Linked DNA regions of Mus musculus: region 2 is linked to region 1. The links are chromatin loops, found by intact Hi-C in ENCODE. Cell type or tissue: heart. All regions are shown on one strand. Links, peaks and the distances in the headings refer to the core of each region. The heading gives the core; the rest is flanking DNA.

Evidence for each region. A loop is a pair of places that touch in the nucleus more often than their neighbours do. Peaks named below come from ENCODE experiments on the same cell type or tissue, not always from the same donor. Only the 100,000 strongest peaks of a DNase experiment are listed, where the experiment ranks them.
Region 2: a loop joins it to region 1, with 2.5 times the contacts of the local background. A loop is called at or near these places in 5 of 42 quality-filtered maps.

What each region holds. Positions count from the first base shown.
Region 1 is chr14:16,570,474-16,581,632 of GRCm38, forward strand. It overlaps Rarb (retinoic acid receptor, beta), which reads right to left and starts at 5,003. Exons shown (of 8, transcript NM_011243.2): 1 at 4,385-5,003. The coding sequence starts at 4,541. In heart, for the core only: CTCF peaks have their summits at 5,185 and 6,788; DNase peaks (open chromatin) are centred at 4,558 and 5,058; H3K4me3 peaks cover 3,776 bases; H3K27ac peaks cover 3,738 bases.
Region 2 is chr14:16,497,261-16,508,419 of GRCm38, forward strand. The region is part of intron 3 of Rarb (retinoic acid receptor, beta); the gene reads right to left. Among named protein-coding and RNA genes, the nearest start is that of Rarb, 73 kb to the right of the region's middle. In heart, for the core only: no CTCF peak of the experiment used is centred there; no DNase peak of the experiment used is centred there.

The DNA of each region.
Region 1 (11,159 bases), core at 2,074-10,073:
CACTTACATGTAGCTCACACTCTGAAGGAGAGTCTCTTCAAGAGCTTCTAAATGAGTGTTTCTTAGCCTTCCTAATGCAGCAATCCTTTAATAAAGTTCCTCATGTTGGGGTGATCCCCAACCATAAAACCATTTTCATTGCTACTTCATAACTGTAATTTTGCTACTATTATGAATTATATAAAAATGTTTTCTGATGGTCTTAGGCAACCCCTGTGAAAGGGTCATTTGCTCTGTCGGTGTTGAGACCCACAGGTTAAGAACCCATGTTTTAAATGCCCCACAGTGTTTGCTGTTAAACCTGAGCAATGTCAAAAGGAGTTTCATGCTTAGACTCTCAGGGGTTTTCCATTTCCAATTTTCCTCCCTGACACTAACTTCCTAATTAAAAACTGTCCAGACTTCTTTCTTCAAAATTCTTTTTTAATTTAAAGAATGATAAATCTCCTAAGAGTAGAATTGACAGTCTTCATCACTTATCATGTATTTCGTCTGTGGAAGAAAGTGAACGGCCTTGCTTAATATGTATAAAAGAAAACAGTAAGATTTTCTTTCTATTTTAGCTATGACCCTGCTTAATGGGTTGATGGGGGAAAAAGTGTGTGAAATCTAAAGACTATAGTTGTATTCTTGTGATTCATCAGAAAACAAAGACAAAATGGAAGTATCAAACCAGGACGGTCTTTGCTGGTTCTGGATGGTCCAAAATGAGAAGGAGACCCCTCATTCATGCCAGCCAACCCAGCAGAAGCTGACACTCCAGTCACTTATCTAGTAAGAGAAAACAAGGACACATCCCATGCCAGGGCTTTCTGTTCCTACTTGACAGTTGATTCAAACCAGAGAGGCTAATCTGGTCCAAACTAACAGCTTACAGTTAAGAAGATGCAGGGCACTGCCCCTCCCATGACTTGGTTTGGGGCTTTGGAATTCACCCTTTTCTGGCAATAAAATTTAATCGCTGCTTTTCTGTTTCCCCTGTTCTAATTTGCAAACTCACCCATTTATCTGGAGATTGACAGATTTCTCTTTTCTTCTCTCTCTCTCTCTCTCTCTCTCTCTCTCTCTCTCTCTCTGGCGACTGGGAAAGAAAACTTTGTTCATCTTTTGTTTTTGAAGTGACCCTGTGGTGCACTCTCTCTGAGATTTCAGAAGTCCCCGTTCTTCTCTTCTTTCTGACACTGTCACTAAGTCATGCGGCTGAACAGCAGAAAATTATGTCCTACTTTAGAAAAACAAGTGGCCCTTTTTACTGAAATATTTATTCAAAATGCCACTCAGTTCACATGGCGGCTGTCGGTCTTCATGGAGTCTTTCTCAGAAGGTAACTTTGATTTTGCCACTCTGATCTCATGTTATAGCTCACTAGGAGAGGACTTCGCTTCCACTTAATACTTCAAACTCAGAGCCCAGCGCTTTACGAGGAGAACTTTTCTTCCTTAATCACACATTGCTAACTGTTCATTTTTAAAAATTTCTTCTGAATAGGCAAACCCCCATGTAAAAAGACTTTTTTCTCCCCTCTTTTGATGTGTGGAAAAGGGAGAACACGGGGAAAGGAGCCAAGATGTTGCCACTCTCATGACTTCATCAAAAGCAACTATATTTAGATTTTTTAAATAATGAGGTTTAATCCGTGCCCATAAAGCAATTAATTCCGCAAAACGTCTGGAGTTACCCAAAAACAAGAGAATCCAGGAGGTATCTGAATAGACCCTTGGTGACCCAGGGCCGTCTTTTTGTTATTTACACCACATTCCCTTAGTGGCCCCTAATCCTGATTTCCAATATTTATACCAAACAATCCACAGGCCCTACCACAACCAACAGCTGGTTGGCATATCAATTTTCTGTCTTTCAAATTAAAAGAAAAATAGAGAATTCTAACACTTGACAAAGTGAGGCTCTGGGGACAATATGTTCAAAGGTTTTCAACACACACAGACACATGGACTCGCACAAGTGCACACACACATACACACACACACACACACACACACACACACACACACACACACAAAACCTACATAAGCTTCCAAAGTTGGAGATAGTTTTGTGGAATTCAGTCCCAGGCTTTCTTTCCTCTCTGCCCCACTGTTTCTTCTGTATTAAGAGCAAAGTTGAGCTGCGTCTTTTCAAAACAGCCATTAGGTAAAATGGAAAACTAAGTCCACAGGATTTAAGCTGTTACTTATGCAAAGGTAGTTCACAGGGCTTTCCTTTCAAAAGCCCCAACACTGTAAGACACGGATACTTACTAGAATTTCTTTTGAAAGAATGTTTTAGTTATCCTTAATCTCTGGAATCAACAGAAAGAACTGGGATTCCTTGGTTTGTGGACAACAGAGCCAGTCTGAGCCAGTCTGCGGGGTACCGGCAATATTGACACTTGACTCGGTTCAGCTCTAGGTTGGAGTATGAGTTGAAACCCTAGCTGAAGCGGACCACAATGAGCCCTGATTGCCTTGCTTACAAAAACAAGACACTGGAATTCCTGAAACCCTTTTGTCAAATGCTTTTATTTACTTTGTCTAAAGCAGGTTTCTTTGATTAGCGAAACCTTGGTGCTATCCACAGTTTTTGCTTATCAGCTCGCCCTAGGCTAGTGAGTGACAGTCAGCTCGGCTCTCCCCAGATAAAGCAAATCCCTTGTTTAACATTATCAAGAGCAAACAAAGCTTTTCCCTCCACTCTTGAAACCTAATAGGTAAGTTAAGCAGGGTAATTGCAAAAGGGAGAATTTCTATAAGTAACTCCTCTCCACAGAATCTCTTTCCAAGACAGGTCTTCCCTTCTACTAAAAATGTTTCAGGACAATCCTCTCTAAGAAGTCAAAGTTTCCTCGTGCCCAGTCCCTAGAATCTCAACTAGAACGTTGGCATCAGTTTAATTGCTATGGAAAGGAGGGCTTGAGGGCATGCTAGTGACTGGAAAATATTTTCTAATGCTAAAGTTTTTTGCCTTCTCCAAAAAGAAAATGAGTAGCAAAGAGGAGAGGGTATTTGGGGAGCCGATGACTATTAAGGCATTTCCTGGAGCGATCGATACTCTGTGTGCCTACATGGGGCTCTGTGAATACTAAGTTGGATGGCAAGGCCTTTGGCATCAAATAAATGGTTAATGGTTTTCCAACTCCAAACCTGTTGATTTGCTGGCCCAAGAAGTAAGTCTTTTTTTTTTTTTCTTACTGTCCTTTTTCCTAAGAAAAAGTTTCAGAGAGTCAGCTGACATGCTGCCCCTGCCCCTCCTCTATTTTGCCTTTTGCCTCTCTCTTTAGACAAGTCACCTTGTTGTTAGGAAAACTCAATTTCTCCCAGTTAAACTTTGACCGCTTTGTAAACAAGGATTTAAAATGTCATTTTCAGGCTAATGCTCCAATGAATTGTCAAATCAAGTACTAAAAACATTTTGATAGATAGATGAGCCATTTATCTAAATCACTGTCAGGGTGGCGAAGCATCCTGCAGGCTCCCACTACCATCAGCTCTATGTAAGATTTCCCAGGACTCCTGGTCATTTCTCAGGCCTGCAGCTGAGCTACTGTTGACTGATGAAGCTGAAGCACCATGTCAGCATCAGATAACCAAACAGTCAATATTGTTTTTGAAAACGAGGCTACCCCATTTAGATTTCTTTTCCTTTAACTGAAGTCCAGGCTCCTGACTGAATTGTAAGGTATGGAAATAATGAATGGCCAGCCCGAGGGGTGTTGGTGACCAGGAGTAACCTAGCAAAACAGAAACTTCTTAGACCAACAAAGTAACTCGGAGAGATGGCAGTGGGGTCACAGCTAAGACATATTGCCTTTTCTCGGTGAAGGGAACGAGGGAGGCAGCATCTTGCACCATCCTGCCCGGTACATTATGAACTCTGATTAACCGCCTTTACACGGTTGCATTCCTTGAAGAGACCATGTCATATTTTAATTACTTTGCACTGTTGAAATACATAAGGGGGAAGTGTTACTGAGCTCGTGGCTAATCCCAGCAAAGTTAAGTCCCCTCTCTACCCGTTACACAAATTGCATGGAATATCAGATTGCACTACTTGAAGAATGTTCAAAGTCCGTGGTCACCTTCTATTTTTCCCCTTCCTTTCGTACTTATTTAAAAACAAACAAACAAACAAACAAAAAACACCTATCTTCAAGAAAGAATAGGGTGGTAAGGGAGAACAGGGGCGCAGGAGCGTTTCAAGAAACCTCTCCAAGGGAATTTCAGCAGAGGGAATCCATATGCATGGCAGCCTATCACACCCCTTCAGCATTAAATCATTAAACCCTTTGTCTTGCCACCACTGCACTTTATTCCAGTGTCTTTATTGCATGCAAGAGAGACATTTATTTTTCCTTGGTAAAAGAAAGGAAAAAAAATAATAAACCTACATTGAGCAGTATGCCGGTGCTGCCATTCGGCCTGGGTGAATCCACTGAGGCAGGCTTTGAGAGCCTTTTCCTGCAGCATGCAGGAGGAAGGGCTCGCGGTGTAGAAATCCAGGATCTGCCCGGGACTCACTGACAGAACATCCATACAGTCAAACATGATCTCTCCGCACCGCGCTCTGCAAAAGTGCTTATCCTCTAGGTGTGGAGGCGAGCCGCACAGAAAAGTCCACGAACTCCATCAAACTCTGCCCCTTTTTTGGCACGTAGGCTGTTGGTCTTTTTCCCAGCCCCGAATCATGAATTATGACAGACAAGCCAGCTAAAAGCCTGTAATTGATCCAAATGATCATTTACCATTTTCCAGGCTCGCTCGGCCGATCCAGCCAGGGCGGGGGTTCCCGCACCGATCCCAAGTTCTCCCTTCCAGGCGACGCCCGCGCAGGCCTCCGGGAGCGCGCGGGTCCTACCCCGCCGGTGCCCAGACGCTCCCTGCCCGGGTGGCTCGCGTCCTCTGCATCCCAGTCTTGTGGCCGCGGCGCACGGGAACTCTGGTCCCCCCCTTTGGCAAAGAATAGACCCTCCTGCCTCGGAGCAGCTCACTTCCTACCACTTCTGTCACACGGAATGAAAGATTGAATTGCCTAATATATGCGAGTGAACTTTCGGTGAACCCTTCCCGGGCTGCTAACCTTCAAATGACCCAACCAGTCTGACATCACCAACTCCCAGGATTCTCACAGCGCTTAAAAACTCCCAGCAGCCCTGCAAGAGCCTTCAGCCAGCGAGTCCGCGGCCAGCCGCGCGGTGCTCCCCACGGCTCAGCGTGCAAACAATGCCAGGAGCGCAGGGAGGAGCGGGAGTGCGGCTGCGGTTTGCGCCTTTTCATCGGCCGGCCCTGGCAGGGAGACCCTCGCCCTCAGCTCGCCTCTGAAATTCCTCTCTGCTCTCCTGTTCCTGGCCAAGCCCTTGCAACTTAGGTATCTTTCCACTCCCGTAAAAGCACTCCGCAAGCCCCGAACTGCCCATCAGGAGCCCCGCCACCGCTCGCAGAGGGAAGCCTCTGGGGCCGGGAAACTTTCCATTAAGCCTGCCGTCTTTTTATTCCTTCTTCATATTATTATTATTATTATTATTATTATTATTTCCTCCCTTTTTCTCACTCTTTCAGGCTTTAGCTGAGCTCGCTGAAGGGATTGTCCTAGCTCCGGAGGGGAGAGAAAAGTCCCTTCTGGGATCTACTTAGACTTTAAAAACCCTGCAGGCAGAAACACCTGGAGCAGTCACAGATTAGTTGCACCAAACTCTGTTCCTAATCTCACCTTTCTCTTCTTTCTATCCACCACCTCCCTCCCCCCACCCCCCACCCCCCACCCCCCATTGCCAATCGCACTCTCACAAACACAGAAAGTGAAAGGCAAAACACAGAGACTGAGGTGTGTGTGTGTGTGTGTGTGTGTGTGTGTGTGTGAGAGAGAGAGAGAGAGAGAGAGAGAGAGACAGACAGACAGAGAGAGATATAGAGACAGAGAGAGACAGAGAGAGATATAGAGACAGAGAGAGACAGAGAGAGATATAGAGACAGAGAGAGACAGAGAGAGATATAGAGACAGAGAGAGAGAGACAGAGAAAGAATTTTAGATTCTGGTTTGCTGGTTGGTGAAAACAGTAACTCTGTCACTGGCCATCTGTGTGTCTAGGAAAATACTGATTTTCTCTAGGACCCAGTTTTCTCATCTGTATACCATCCATAGAACGTAAATAACTACCTGTCACTTCTCAATAAACACACAAAAGGAATATTAGCAGTGTCTCAGCCTCCTGTTTCTAGCTGTGGGACTTTTGCCAAGGATACCCAGACCTTCCTGAGGCTACAGTGTTCAGCAGTTAGTAGACTTGTGCCCTGTCTGAACCCACGCCAATCCTCAGTCTATGCACAGAGTGTTGGTGGCCACTTCGTCAGGCACAGGTCCCCACACATAACGTGGAGTTTGAAAATACTCCTCATACTGGGCAAGTATGAGGGTTTTATAATTCTGAAAGCTAGACTTGGCTCAGACCACCCCTGTCCAATTATACCTGTTTTAAAAAAATACAAATAAAAAACCTAATCTTCAGACAAGAGGATTTCTCTTTTCTTTTTTTAACTGGTTACACTGACTCAGCCTAGGGGAAGGAGCAGAATTTTTTTTAGTTGTTCTCAAAAACCCAGAGGCAATTAATATAGATGCAGCCAAACAGCCAGCACTTTCAAAAAGGGAAGCCACCTGCAGCTAGCTTCCAACTTCTCCATTGGAAAGAAGATGCCGGGCAGAGCCAGACTCTGCTTCCTTCTCTGCCAAGCTGGGAATTCTCCCACAGGAGGCTGGCAAGGAAATGGGTGGGGAAGCCCTGACTCCTGTCTTCCTTTGTGGGCAGTGCAGGGAGGGAAGGACACTGACACACAGGGGAGCCTGTCAGGTACACCCACCCTTGCTGAAATGCCCTTCTGACTAGTTTGCTATTATTTGGCTGTCCTGGCACAGGATGGGAGCATGCTGCACACTCCTCCTTAGGGAGTGAGTGTCCCTAAGAAAGCCCTCTATACCTGCAGCATAGGAAGCTCAGCGTGCTGAAGGGAGAGCTCTCACTGGAAGTGCACACTGTTTTGCTTTCCTTTCTGTAGCCATTTTGTTAGAAACTTGTCAACTACAAAGACAACACACATTACAAAGCGACCACTTAACTGACCACCACTGAACAATTGTAAAGATACAAAACGCTGGGCTATGTGTGACTTTCTGCTTGGCCCAAGAGACTTACTGTCCCTGAATGCTTCCTTGAGGTCTTGGGTTCCCTGGAAACAGAGTCACGAGCACCTAGTATTGGAGGTGGAGGAAAAGGTATGGGCAGAGGGGAGAGGAACTGAACAGAACTGAAATAAGTTAGAGGTGAGAAAGCTTGGCACCATGGCAGATACCTGTGTCTCAGGTGCCCTTTCTCCAGGAGGCTGCTGCACTTCCTTGTGGAAATTGCTAATAATGGTCCCAAAGTGCAGGGAGGCAGTGGTCATGGGAAAGAGAGGTTGAGCCCAGAAATGTCTTCCACAATATTCCTCCTTTGTGTGCCTGTGTGTTGCTAAAATTCCTTTTCTTCAGGAGACCTAAGCAATATTTAACCCTTCTCCTAACCCTATGGTTCCAAGGACAGAGGTCAGTATTACTAGAGGTCACTCTAAGGAACTTTGAGTTTACTGGGCTTCCTTACAAAGCATAATTGAAAAGTCACTTACAGGGATGTGTGGGGGTGCTCCCTCCCTAACTAGGCACTCTTGGAAGGTCTGTACTTCAGCAGAGAAGACAGCTTCCCCACAGCTATGTAGATGAAGACCACATTCCTCATATATTTAAGGCCTTCCCCAGGCCATGGGCAATTAAGGCAGAGTTGCATACAACAGGTGGTGGGGGAAGATGTCACCCTCCCCAGTCTTTCCTGGGGTGGAGCAGTATTATCAACAAGCCTAGCTAGGATTATCCCTTTGCAAGGGGACATAGCTGAAATCCCCAAGATAGCAGTTGCTTGGCTGAAAGGATACAGTCTCTAGCAAGGCTCTTTGTGGTTGTGGTGTGGTGATTGCTTGTGATTGGGGAATTTCTTTTTTTGCACAAGGATAATTTAGATTTATAATCACCTCGAGATTCTTTTAATTGTAGAGAAATGAACTTGATCAGTATTTAAATCTGCGTGGATGGGATATTATGGACTTCTTATAATGTAGTGGGACTCATAGTCAGTGAGTCATTTCTCATCATGGATTAATTACACCATTGGCAGCGATTGAGGCTATTAGGAAGTATTAATTCAAAAGCGGACTCAAGTTAACCACATTTCTTATCATTTTTTGGTCAGTAAATCTTCTCCCACCTTTTGAAAACATGATTCTTCTCTGAAGTCTTTCTTTTAAATAGAAGTAAGGAAAGCACCAATGAACATACACTATAAGTATATGCTCATGTATGATAGTGACTAATAAATATGGTAGAGTTAAACCTGAACCAATGTGTTCACAGTGACGCGTAAAGGAGTGACATCACTAAGTCTGATTTACATAGCTAGAAAGAACCGTTCCCATACCCTCCACAGACACCTGTTCTAACATGGACACCTCTTCTATTTTCTCTATTTGATCAATGGTCTAATGAACAACAAGAAAAACCAAACAAACAAAAATCCCCAAAAGTTTGAGAGTCAAATTCATTTTGTTTAAGAGTCACTGTGTACTTGTTTGCCAGTGTGACACAGCACATTTGAAAACCCTAATCATAAAGCATGGATTTATAGCCAGAGTTCAGGATCTACATCTGTTTCTCTGGGTTTGAAGCAGCAATTACCTCCTGGACAATCCTGAGTGAAACGCCATGAACCATGCTCAGCAAACATGTCAGAGCCAGAGAGTTTCCTGAAGAAAGAACCATGTCTGAATGCACATAGACAGCTTGGTCACAGCTACTCCTCCACACCCTCATGAATGCTCAGCTCCTCCAGGTTCAAATGCACCCACATGACCACAGCATGCACAATCTCACCTACACTGGAGCAGAGCATGCTGTTTTAAAAAGACACATCTAGCTTTTTAAAAAATAATAATGACTTTTTTTTCCTCTTAGGGCATTTATGTCATATTACTGTTGGGGGAATACTTGCCTGGATTTGATCCCCGGCACCACATAAATAGGGCATGGTGGCATACACCTATAATCTTGGCACTTGGGAGATAGAGGCAAGAGAGCAGGAAACCAAATTTATCCTCAGCTTCAAATGGACTTGGGCTCTAGGTTGGGATACATGAGACCCTCTCACCAAAACAAAACCAGGAAGTGTTTTCCTGTTAGTGACCTAAGCCCTCTTGGATTGGATTGTTCCCCTTTCAGTCGAGTTCCGTGGGCAGAGAAGACACTAGGGTTGCGCTAGAGCTCAGTGGTACCGGTGTGCCTAGCATCTCTTGGATTCCACATTTATCACTGAGAAAAACTGAAAAGACACCTATTGAGCAGTACCTGCCTCTTCAGGGAAGCTGAGGCAGGAGTGTGGATAGTGCAAGATGAACACCCGGGCTTGGCCTCCAGCCGTGCGGTTTTCATAGGCTTTGCCTGGCAACTCACCAAAGCCTCTGGCTAGTAGGCTGCTCTGAACACCTGCTGATGCACCAGAATGCATGCAAGTGAATAATACTGTTTGCAACTATGTTAAATGGAAATTGTTTTTTTACACCACCTGGCTGTGGACTAGGACTGGCCCATGTCTGTACCCTGGGTTCTCAGTATCTCAGAATTTAACTGAACTCTGTATCACCTTGTCTCTATTGCTCTAAGATTTAATACACATGAGGGCTTTTATTTGTGTGTTTTGTTTTTCCCTTTTCAGTTCTGGGATGAACCCCAAGGCCTGCCACGCTGAAGAGTGCTCCTGAGTCATACCCTACGCCCATACGTCTAGCACACCAGGCAAGCATGGACCATGAACCTGCTTTTCACTGAAGTCCCATAATCCAGTTTTGTTAAGACCTTCAATTTTCTTCTTTTGAAGCACTTTTCAGTTCAATTTGTTCACGCCAGGAATCCTGTGGCATTTATTATGTCTTTGGTCCAGGGTATTTACAGTGTGTCACTCAGACTCATCTTTGTTTCTTGGCACAGTATCTTACTTCTCCTTACTTCTCAGTTCCCTCTCTGAGAAATTGCTCACTGCTTTTCCACCTTTGAAACACACACTCCAGCTGAGCACACTGGCACTGCCTGAAACACCAGCACCGTAAAAGCTGGGGCAGGAAGACTGGGAGGTTGAGGCTCCTCAGGGCTACGACCTTGCCTTAAAAGCCAGCCAAACAACAAGACAACCCTGAGTTCCTGTTCTCTCCTGTCCTCCAACCCTGCTTTCTACTCCTTCATTTTCACAGACACCTTGTAGGACAGCAGCAGCAGGGAGATAAAGAATGGCCAAGTCAGTGCCCGCACAGCCAGCCTCGGTCTTACCTGGCCAGGGCTTGCTTACAGTTTCTTAGTATTGTTTTGTGTGGTGGTTTGAATAGGCATGGCCCCCATAGACTCATGTATTTGAATGCTTGGACTATAAGGAATTGCACAGTTAGGAATCGTGGCCTTGTTAGTATAGGTAATGGCGTTCCTGGAGGAAGTGTGTCACAGCGGAGTTGAGCATTGAAATTTCAATATGTTTAAGCTAGGCCTAGTGTGGCAGTCTCCTTCTGCTGCCTGTGGATCAAGATGTAGAACTCTCAGCTCCTCCAGCACACCTGTCTGCCTGCACGATGTCAAGCTTCCCATCATGACAATAATGGATTAAACCTCTATAAGCCAGACCCAGTTAAATGTTTTCTTTTATATGAGTTGCTGTGGCCATGGTGTCTCTTCACAGCAATGAATCCCTAATGAACACAGTCTGCTTGATTTTATTTTATTTTTGGGGGGGGGGGTTGTGTCTTAATTCAATGTTTTCCAATGAGATAAAATGAGACAACCCTCCTAGACAGGTGAATGATCAGAGGCAGAGCTTGATTCTTCTAAATGATGGAATTGCGAGTGGCATTTCAGTACCAAGGAAAAAGCCAAGGGCATGTCTCAGTTGCTGCCTACTCTCCTGCCTCAGTATGACCTCTTCAGAGACTGTGTGAGTGATCCAAGTAGTCCTCGGTCCTTAAACTTAATCTACTGCCTAATTCAACTGAAACTATTAAAAACTCTGTCCCTTAGTCACTTAGATGGATCTCATCCACTGGAAAGTC
Region 2 (11,159 bases), core at 1,571-9,570, 74 kb before region 1:
TCTGGCAGGAAAGGCAGAGTATAGGAGAAGCGAGCTGAGATAATCAATATTTTACAGTGGCAGGAGGAAGGGCTAAGGCTGAGTGTGGTGTGCTTCAAGAGGAGACACTCTAGACTGCTCTGTGCATGGCTTTATTGAGCAATTAAGTTGCCACCCTCCAGAGAGCTGCTGTCATCTGAGGAGGTACTTCTGGGCTTCTTTCACCCCCCTCCCCCAGAACCCAGGGGCCAAAGGAGAACTCCTGGTTGCTACTTTCATGGAGGTGTTTGTTTCCAAACACAGGCCATCTGCCAGCTATTTTTGAAGCACTTGCATATTTGCCCAGCCAGCTCTCTGTGCTGAGAATTATATTTGGTCACAGGGGTTTTTATCAACGTCTATTTAGAGCAGAATGAAAAATAGCTCAAGATGAAATCAGTGTTTCCAGCCAAGATTATGAGCTGCTCCTTCCTTCCTACAGGGTGGGCATTTGGTCTCCTTCTCTTTTCCCTCTCCTATTCCAAAACTGCCTGCTGCCTTTCTTTAGAGTGTCCAAGTTTAACTGGTACTACTTCCTTAGCAGAAGTATACAAAATATTCGTGTACCTAAACAAATTATAGATTTAACAATGTGCTGGGTTGGCATGCAGGTTTAAGTGGAGGCAAGTGTGTCCTGTGGGAACCAACTGAATGGTGCTCTCTGTTGCTACCCACCATGGAATGAGTACCAAGACATCATTTCCTACGGGAGCTTCTGGAGGAACAGGAGAGACAAAAGTGGCTCAATGTATCAGTGAAGTTTAATATTTTCTTGAACTCACATTTTATTTGAAATCTGTGTGATTTAAATCTCCAGCTTTTGGGAAGATGAGTGAAAACCTCCTAAGTGAGAATCTCTAGTTTGGAAGCTTGCTTTCTTACCAACCTATTCCATGTTCTGCTAAGTGCAAGGTCCTGGGCCCAGACTCCCCAGGTTTAGAGCCAGCATAGTGGCAACAATGGGAGGGTGTCACTTGCCTGTCTGACTGTTTCTCTGGGGTTTGAATGCCATCTCAATAGAGGTGTCACTAGTTTTCATTGCATCACAGAGAGGAGGCAGTAACCCATGCATGCCCCCTGTTGCCTGCAGTTGGATCTACTTGGACCCTTGTTCACAACACAGGGTGGAGGCAGCCCAGAGAGAAAGCAGGGGAAAACACTGCAAGAAGAAAACACAGCACAGACTTTGAGGCTATAGTAAATACGGGACGCATTGAGTTGTGGTGTATGTCATGAGGCAAGAGGGTGGCAGGGTGTCAAGATTAGCTTCTTCTGGACACCCCTCAGCGGCCGCACTGGGATCTCCTCATGTAGAGATACTTGTGACTGATCTGTGAGTCACGAGGAGTTATCAGTCCTGATACAGCATCAGTTGGTTTCGGGTGGAAGCTCTGTCATGGCTTAGGAGTACCTACTACCTCTCTTTGTGAGTATAGAGCTAAACCTTTGGGGGCAAATTTCAGATTCAAGAGAAGCTTTTCCTTTGAGTACATGGCCTGTGGGGTAGCCCAGAGCATTTGCTGCTCTGTGTAGTCACAGCACTGCTGATGGCACGTGCTACTCAGTGGTGGCCAGGTACACCAGCACCATGGCAGGAAGAATAGAAGATGGCATTGATGCTTAGCTTAGTTCTGTTTTTAGCATCTGCCTCGTTTCACTGTCTACCCCTCCTCACAACAGCCACAAATCTGATCTTATCTTCAGGCTATAAATGCCCCAAAGCCTGAGGCCCAAGATATTATGGAATTTGGCAAGGTTACATAGATCTGGGTTTTGAGTGTGACCTGAACCCAGTCTGCCCAAGAGTCTGCTGTATGATGTCACACTGCCAGGTTGCTCCTGGGAAGGTAGAGGCATGCTGCAACTGGATGTCCCCTACAGGTCTCACATTGCATCATCTGTTCACTTGATGTTGTTCCTGCACTGATGTTCAGCCCCTGTACATATGCACCTACTCTGTTCCTTGCTTATATTAACTATCATGTGACCAAATCCTGAAGGTCCAAAAAAGGTAAGACCTGGGCCAGAGAGATACAGAGAGATATCTCAGAAGATTGGGTATTAGATGTGCAAGTATAAGGAACTGAGCTTGATCCCCAGCATCCCTTAAAAGGTGGCACTGAATTGTGTATGGCATCCCAATGCTGCATATATGTCATCACAATCCCAAAGCTGCATGTATGGAATCCCAGTGATGCATCTATGTCATCATCATCCCAATGCTGCATGTATGTCATCATCATCCCAATGCTGCATGTATGTCATCATCATCCCAATGCTGCATGTATGGCATCATCATCCCAATGCTGCATGTATGGAATCCCAATGCTGCATGTATGGAATCCCAGTGATGCATCTATGTCATCATCATCCCAATGCTGCATGTATGGTATCATCATCCCAATGCTGCATGTATGGAATCCCAATGCTGCATGTATGGAATCCCAGTGATGCATCTATGTCATCATCATCCCAATGCTGCATGTATGTCATCATCATCCCAATGCTGCATGTATGTCATCATCATCCCAATGCTGCATGTATGTCATCATCATCCCAATGCTGCATCTATGGCATCATCATCCCAATGCTGCATGTATGGCATCATCATCCCAATGCTGCATGTATGCCAGGAGCATCCCTGGGGCTCACTGCCTAATTAGTCAAGCTAAATTGTAAGCTCTTAGTTCAGTGATGGATCTTATCTCAAAAATAAGATGGAGAGCAATTGAGGAAGACAATCAACATACACCTATGGCCTTCACATGCATGTTCACATGTACCCCATACACATGTGTACATACATATACGAACACACAGAAATTCATGCTCAGATACCATTCATTCTCAAGTTTGCAATTGCTCTGAAGATGAAGAAGGCTCTGTAAGACAAAGGCAGCCCTGTGAGGAAATAGCCAAGGAGTGAGAACTACAGATTCTAGCCCTGGGACCTCTCAGTACATACACCAGGACTCCTCAAACACTAATACTTCTAGGACCATCTTCCTGGTATTTCACAGAGTAACACTTCTTACAGTTTTGTCTCCAAGTGACTTTATTTACTAGTTACTTAAAATGCAGAGGATGTGTGTGCATGGCCACTGTAGGGAAGACAGTATTATCATTTGCCATAAGTAGAAAAAATCAGGTTTTTCAGATCAGATTAATTGTTTAGTTTTGCAAGTAAAATTTTATTGGAAGAAAACCACACTCAAGATACAAGAGACTCCAAGGGTTCTGCCAAGCCTAAAATACTTACTCTGTCACACTTAAGAAAGTTTGCAGGCTTCTGAAGTAGATCCAACCAGTCTCTGTTAGGCTTTGATACCCTCCTCTGTGTGTTACTGAGATCAGGAGAGACCAGGGAGGTATTAATTAAGGTTGTCCAAGCATTGTTGAGACTGAAAGCTTAAATGAGGACTGCACAGGGAATAAGGCTCTCTATGGGACCCGAAGCTCTTCCAGGCAAGTCAGAGCCTTCAGTTACTATGTAATTTTGTGCAGAGACTGTGGTTAGAGAAACACTGTAGCAGTTTCTTAGCTTCAAGACACCATAGTGGTAACCTGGTGATTTCAGGAATGGATTCCCACAGGAAGATGAGAGACAGGAGAAGAACAAGCCAGAACTGCATCACCTGAGAAGTGAAGTGTGGCTAAAAGAATCTTGAACATTGGAAACCACCAGTGTGGCTTCAGGAAGTGTGACTGCTAACTTTCCTGTGGTGGTGCCTGGATGTGGAATCATCTCAGAGGCACCCCTCTGGGTATAAGGGTGTGTCTAGTGGGGTTTGCCTGAGGTGCAAGTGGGCAGTACCGCCGTCTGAAGGGAAGTAAATACCAATCTAAAGAGGAAAAGAGACGCTATCTGAAGGCCAGCACTCCTGCCCCTGCCTTCTGATTGGCCGGGATGTGAGCAGTCAGCCTTACACTTCCACCATCCCAGGGGAAAGCAGCTCCCTTCACACTGGCTTCCCTGCCTGATGAATTCTATTCTCTTAGACTGAAAACCAAAATAAACCCTCTTCCACTGAGTTGCTTCTTGTCATGCATTTAGTTATAGCAAAAAGAAAGGTAATACAGTCTGGCCTCTGGACCTCAGAATACAGAATCCCTCTTCCTGTCCGTTGTCCCACCCTGGATGACCCACAGTTCCCAGAGTTGCATTTTAGATACACGTTTTAGTAAGGACACTCAGTGCCCTTTCTGGGCAGCAGGCTGCATTAATATCCTCCCCTAGTGCTTTCTCATGCAGCTGACTGCATGAGCAGTCCTGGGGAGGAGAACCAAGTGTGGATAACAGGTTCCTGCAGAGGGAGAGGGAAGGTACCAATCCAGCCAAGAGAGGATGGTGGCAGAAGGGATGATAGCTCAGCATTCACAGTCAGGTGGTAGGTTTCACACTACCTGAGAGACTGATGACAGACCACACTTCATTCTAACTGACCTAGGAAGAGATACTTGGAGCTGGGTTCTAGGACACTCAGATACTGTCCCATCATCTGGTTATACATTTTGGTAACTCTAGGCAAATGAGCCTTGGTGAGCAGGAGCCAGGGAAGGCAGGCATTCCCTTTAGAAATGAGGCTCATAAGTTTTGCTTTTGGCACTTTAGCAAAATATTTTTGGGGCCGTGCATCTACCCAGTTTTTCAAAGATCTCCCACAAAGAGAGGCTCTCACTTTGATCTCCTAATGCCTCATCCAGGTTGTGGTTATATCCACCAGCATGAAGCTGTCATCTCCCAACAAATGGAAAGAAAATGGCTGTTTCACACCTATTGTACAGCAAGCACAACATTAAATGCTCACACCTGTGCTCCACAGGGCCCTGTAATGTGGCAGAAGAGTCCTCATGTCAGAGCATCTGGGGCAGAAGGACAGCTAAAGAGCTGCCTGCTCTGAACAACTCAAATCCCAGGGGCTTTCTCACGCTCTGGCCTGCTGTGTGGTACGAGTGCCCATTCCCCTAAGGTGGAGCTGAAGCAAGTGCCCGCTCTCAGGAGAGACCAGCAGTGGTGAGACTCTTGTAGGTAGAGTTACAGGAACTTGGATGCTTCCTTTAGTCTGAGAGTCACCTGCTCATGACCTAGTGTGTGGGGATGGAACCCTGCTCAGACAGAATGTGCAGTTGTACTTCCAGGGCAGTCGTAAGCTGGCATCACATCCGTCTTCCAGCCTGTCACTTACTTTTAGGTTATGAGTGGGGATCAATGGGTCATGGAGCAAAATGTGAGGGATAGTTATGGCACCTCTGCTGAGTGCAAAATCTGCAAAGGCAGTTAAGCTGGGGTGAACGAGGAAATAGAGGAAAATTAGAAAGACATTATCACCCTGATGATGATCTTCATGGAAATTCCTGAGTACACAGGGAAACTTACCCTATGATTTTCCTTGTTATGAAGTCTGTGAGACCGAGTAGGTGGGCACCCATAAAATTTGTAGAGCAGCCGAGGCGATTGTGCTTGGGGTAGAGGCCCTGGGTCCAAAGGGTTTGTTATAATGAATTAGCACAGACTCTCAACAAAGATGCTTGGAGAAGCTCTTGGTGGAAGCAGTGTCTGAGGTAAACATTTTTATTCCATCAGCCTGCCTTGGGGATGGTTATACCTACTACACATGCATGTTGGCATTTAGAGACTTTGTAAGGGACCTTTTAAAAGTTCAACATACCTCAAATGAGAAGGTGTCAATGAGTGTTTAGGGACTGTTAAATGTGAAGATCATTTGCTTGTTCTTTTATAAATTCACTCAAACTGCCACATAAAGAGGAGGAGGAAGAAGAGGAAGAGGAAGAGGAGGAGGGGGAGAAGGGGAGGAGGAGGAGGAGGAGGAGAAGGAGAAGGAGGAGGAGAAGGAGAAGAAGAAGACCCAACAATAATACTATGACATAGACACTAAACACCATTTTTTTTTTTGTGAACAAAATCAAAGATGTTTTGCCCCCTACTCAAGAGCACAGCTACCTAATCATAAACAGGCAACCAAGGGGTAGCCTTCATCAAGCTGCAGGGGAGGGGAGGGGAGGGGAGTGGGGGGAAAGAAAAGGGGAGGGGAGGGGAGGGGAGGGGAAGGGAGGGAAAGGGAAGGGGAGGGGAGGAGAAGGGAAGGGAAAGAGAAGGGGAGGGGAGGGGAGGGGAGGGAAGGAGGGGAGGGGAGGGGAAGGGAAGGAGGGGAGGGGAGGGGAAGGGAAGGGAAGGGAGGGGAGGGGAGGGGAGGGGAAGGGAAGGGAAGGGAGGAGAAGGGAGGGGAGGGGAGTGGAGAGAAAGGGAGGGGAGGGGAGTGGAGGGGAGGGGAAGGGAAGGGAGGGGAGGGGAAGGGAAGGGAAGGGAGGGGAAGGGAAGGGAGGAGAAGGGAGGGAGGGGAGGGGAAGGGAAGGGAGGGGAGGGGAAGGGAAGGGAAGGGAGGGGAAGGGAAGGGAGGAGAAGGGAGGGAAGGGAGGGGAGGGGAAGGGAAGGGAAGGGAGGGGAAGGGAAAAGGGGAGGGGAGGGGAGGGGAGGGGAAGGGAGGGAAAGGGAAGGGGAGGGGAGGAGAAGGGAAGGGAAAGAGAAGGGGAGGGGAGGGGAGGGGAGGGAAGGGAAAGAGAAGGGAAGGGAAGGGAAGGGAAGGGAAGGGAAGGGAAGGGAAGGGAAGGAAAGGGAAGGGAAGGGAAAGGAAGGAAAAAAGAAAAAATCAGAAAGAAGAAATGAAGTACAGTCTGGGATCAGCACTATAGGATTTGCTGTCTACAGAAGACATGATGTCACATGTATTTTTGGCAGTTTTGGAGATGAAACCAGTGTCTCAGGCATACTAGACAGAGCTTTTCTCCTGAGCCACACACTTCTATTTTTTTTTTTTTGATATATGCTAAAAGATACTTTTCCATGCTTTGGCTCTCTTATTTGGGCAAATTAAATCTCAGTCTTAATCTGAAGGGGCTGGCATAAGACATACACCAGTGACAACAGACAACTGTGTTCACAGAGGGGCATATGACACAAATCAGACCAACGGACCACAGCCTGGACTATGATCATGATCTGAGTCTGTCTCTCTGTCCCTCTGTCTCTCTATCACTGTTTCACTCATTCACTACTTCCCCCCTCTGTCCCTCCTCCAGGAAGACAAACCTGGAGCTGCTTGTGGCCATCTTTGTCAGCCACAGGAAAGAGCTTTCTAACTAGGAAGGCAACAGCAGCACACAGCATTGATGAAGATAAAGGCACACAAGCCCTTTAGGCCATAACTCACATGGACTTTCTGTGATATATGCTGATTTTCAGCTAAGCTACTCTGAGTTTCTGTCACTTTCAGTCAAGGGCTCTCTTTTCTGTCAGATGTCTCCCAGGGCTCTATTTTCTACATACCAAATCCAAGATCTCTTGGTTCATAATAGCTTCTGCATCTCACAATTATGGATGCAATGACTGTACTTATCTCAGGCACTTCTGGGATCACTGGGTAGTATCTCGCCCAGTGACTCTAACAAATCAATAAGTTCCATGGTTGGGTCTGAGTAGGAGTATCAAAGTTGAAAAAAATGGGTGAGGAGAAGAGCTATGCTTGAGTTGGAGACGTGGTTCTTCTTGCATAGGAAGAGATGGCAGGCATGAGCTGTTCGCCTTTCTGAGTTGATGTGCTTATGTGTCAGGCAAGTGAAACCAATCTCTAAGATCCTTTTTCAGTTCTAACATTCCAGAAGTGTCTATTACTCCAGGCTCCTCTCCAGTATTATGGTGTGGTGTAATTGGTTACAATTCTCATATTTGTCTGCTTCCTTTTGTTTCAACTTAAAAAATACTCTATTAGACTAATTTCTGCATTTCAAGTACTTATTTCCTCTCCAATTTCCTTCTAAGAAAAACATTTATTTTTGTGTAGTTGGACATAACAATCCCATTTTCTTCCCATTTCTATATTTTTAAATCTAATTAAGGTGATAAGTTCCTTGAGAGTTGAAGTTGGGATTTTCCTGTGTGTGTAAACATTATTATTTTTTTTAATTACCAATTAAGCTGCCAATTTTGACAGAGAAACAGGATATGGGTTTTAAGTAATATAAGCAGGAAATGGATCTCCAGCTCACACAAAATAAATACAAAACTACTGATTTTTCTCCTAGTTCACATCTGATTTACTCATTTATAACCTTAATCCGAGTTGAAGTTCTCCCACACAAATACAAAGGACCTCCATGTTGATAGGATCAGAAAAGGAGCATCAGGTGATCTGCCAAGTGTCATCCATGTAAATGTCATGGCATGGGTGTCAAACCAAAAGACCAGAACATCAGGTGACTCTCCTGGTATCACTTATGTAACTATCATGGTCATTTCAGGTCAGCAGGCCTTTCTCGGCAGGGAAGAAGGGTCGGTCCTAAGATAATTGAACATCAGCTTCCCAGCTCCACAGTTCTTGCTCACTAGTAACTCACTCCATTTGGAGAGATCAAGTAGTTGAATAATAAGTGGCCACATGATCTTTCCTGTACAAATAGAGCTTCCCAGGGGGAATGGTCTGCACAGAACCTTTCTGACTGGCCGCCTAGCCCAGGATTTCTCCTGGGGACTCTATGTATGAACAGGACTTTAGCTCCAAAGTCCATAATGGGTATCTCTTGGTAAACATAATTGAATGATGTGGAGGTAGTGGCCATAGGGTTGGCTGGCACTGCAATACAGGGCTGCTGTTAAAGCTTGTTTTTGATCATTGGTCACCTGCTTTTCCATTAGAAGGCCTGCCTTGTCCTGTATATGACTCCACATTGTGCTTGCTTGCTTTCTGTCCACATGCTTTGGAAAGGAGAGCACATCTGTCCCAGCAATCTTAGTTTTGAATTCTCTTTCCTTTTTTTTTCCAATTTTTTATTAGATATTTTCTTCATTTACATTTCAAATGCTATCCCGAAAGTCCCCACCCTCCCCCACCCTGCTCTCCTACCCACTCACTCCCACTTCTTGGCCCTGGCATTCCCCTGTACTGGGGCATATAAAGTTTGCAAGACCAAGGGGCCTCTCTTCCCAATGATGGCTGACTAGGCCATCTTCTGCTACATATGAAGCTAGAGACACAAGCTCTGGGGGTATTGGTTGGTTCATATTGTTGTTCCATCTATAGTGCTGCAGACCCCTTCAGCTCCTTGGGTACTTTCTCTAGCTCCTCCACTGGGGGCCCTGTGTTCCATCCAATAGCTGACTGTGACCATCCACTTTTGTATTTGCCAGGCACTGGCCAGCCTGGCAGCACACCTAGAAGCTCTAGAACAAAAGGAAGCAAATTCACCGAAGAGGAGCAGATAGCAGGAAACAATCAAACTTAGGGCAGAAATCAACCAAGTGGAAACAAAAAGAATTATTCAAAGAATCAACCAAACCAGGAGCTGGTTCTTTGAGAAAATCAACAAGATAGATAAACCCTTAGCCAGACTAACTAGAGGGCACAGGGATGGTATCCTAATTAACAAAATCAGAAATGAAAAAGGAGACATAACAACAGAACCTGAGGAAATCCAAAACATTATCAGATCCTACTACAAAAGACTATACTCAACAAAACTGGAAAACCGGAATGAAATGGACAACTTCCTAGACAGATACTAGGTACCAAAGTTAAATCAGGATCAGATTAATGATCTTAACAGTCCCATTTCCCCTAAAGAAAGAGAAGCAGCGGGGCATGCCTTTAATCCCAGCACTTGGGAGGCAGAGGCAGGCAGATTTCTGAGTTCAAGGCCAGCCTGGTCTACAGAGTGAGTTCCAGGACAAGCCAGGACTACACGGAGAAACCTTCTCGAAAAAAACAAAAACAAAAGCAAAAACAGAAAAAAAAAAAAGAAAGAAAGAAAGAAAGAAAGGAAGAAAGAAAACAAAAGAAATAGAAGCAGTCATTAATAGTCTCCCAACCAAAAAAAGCCCAGGACCAGATGGGTTTAGGGCAGAGTTCTATCAGACCTTCAAAGAAGACCTAATTCCAACTCTCCTCAAACTATTCCACAAAATAGAAACAGAAGGTACTCTACCCAATTCATTCTATGAAGCCACAATTACTATGATACCTAAGCCACACAAAGATCCAACAAGGAAAGAGAACTTCAGACCAATTTCCTTAATGAATATCGATGCAAAAATACTCAATAAAATGTTCTCAAACCAAATCCAAGAACACATCAAAATGACCATCCAAGTAGGCTTCATCCCAGAGATGCAAGGATGGTTTGATATACGGAAATCCATCAACGTAATCTACTATATAAACAAACTCAAAGACAAAAATCACATGATCATCTCATAAGATGCTGAGAAACCATTTGACAAAATCCAACACCCCTTCATGATAAAAATCTTGGAAAGAGCAGGAATTCAAGGCCCATACCTAAACATAATAAAAGCAATATACAGCAATCCAGTAGCCAACATCAAACTGAATTCTCTTTCTTGAGACTAGCCTAGGTACATTTAGTGAACTGAGTATTGTGGTCAAAATGGACAGCCTAATATTAACCATGTTAATCCTATTCCTGAAGAGTAGAAACCCAAGCAATGAGGTCAGGGAAAGTTACAGGAAACAGTGCTAAGAAGTGTATGTGTGTCTTCTGAAAAATAGCTATCACAGTACCTGGGCTGCTTGGTAGCAGAAGAAGCCAGGCACCACTAGAGCAGTGTCACTAGGTGTGGGGCTCTCTTTCTTTAGTCCAGGCTCCTTCCTAAGGTTACAAAACAGTCCTTGGTTCACGCATAGCTCTTCTAATGTACAGTAAAATCATGAATGGGTATCTGACTTCTTGCCCCATGCTCTTGATGGACAAAGGCATCTCTAGGTTCCCCTCGTAGCAGCTTGCCTAGTGACTCATCTGCAATGAGCCTTCAACATCCCCTGAGGGATGGAATGAAGGAGAAGTAGCAGTGCCTTCCATGTCTCAACTGGGACGCATCTCTGAGATATCTTAGGGCTGCTGTCTGGGTCATTCACCTGGAACTCATCCCGATGTTGCTTTAGGCCTGATGGCTGAACGATTTGCCATCACATTCTTTTCTATGTAGAAGCATCAAGGAGAAAATGCAAACAATGGAAAATATGTATCTATAACATACATCTACACTAATGCAGCTACAGTCAACTCCCTAGTATCAGATGTTTATGGTCCAATAGGCAACTTTTAACTCA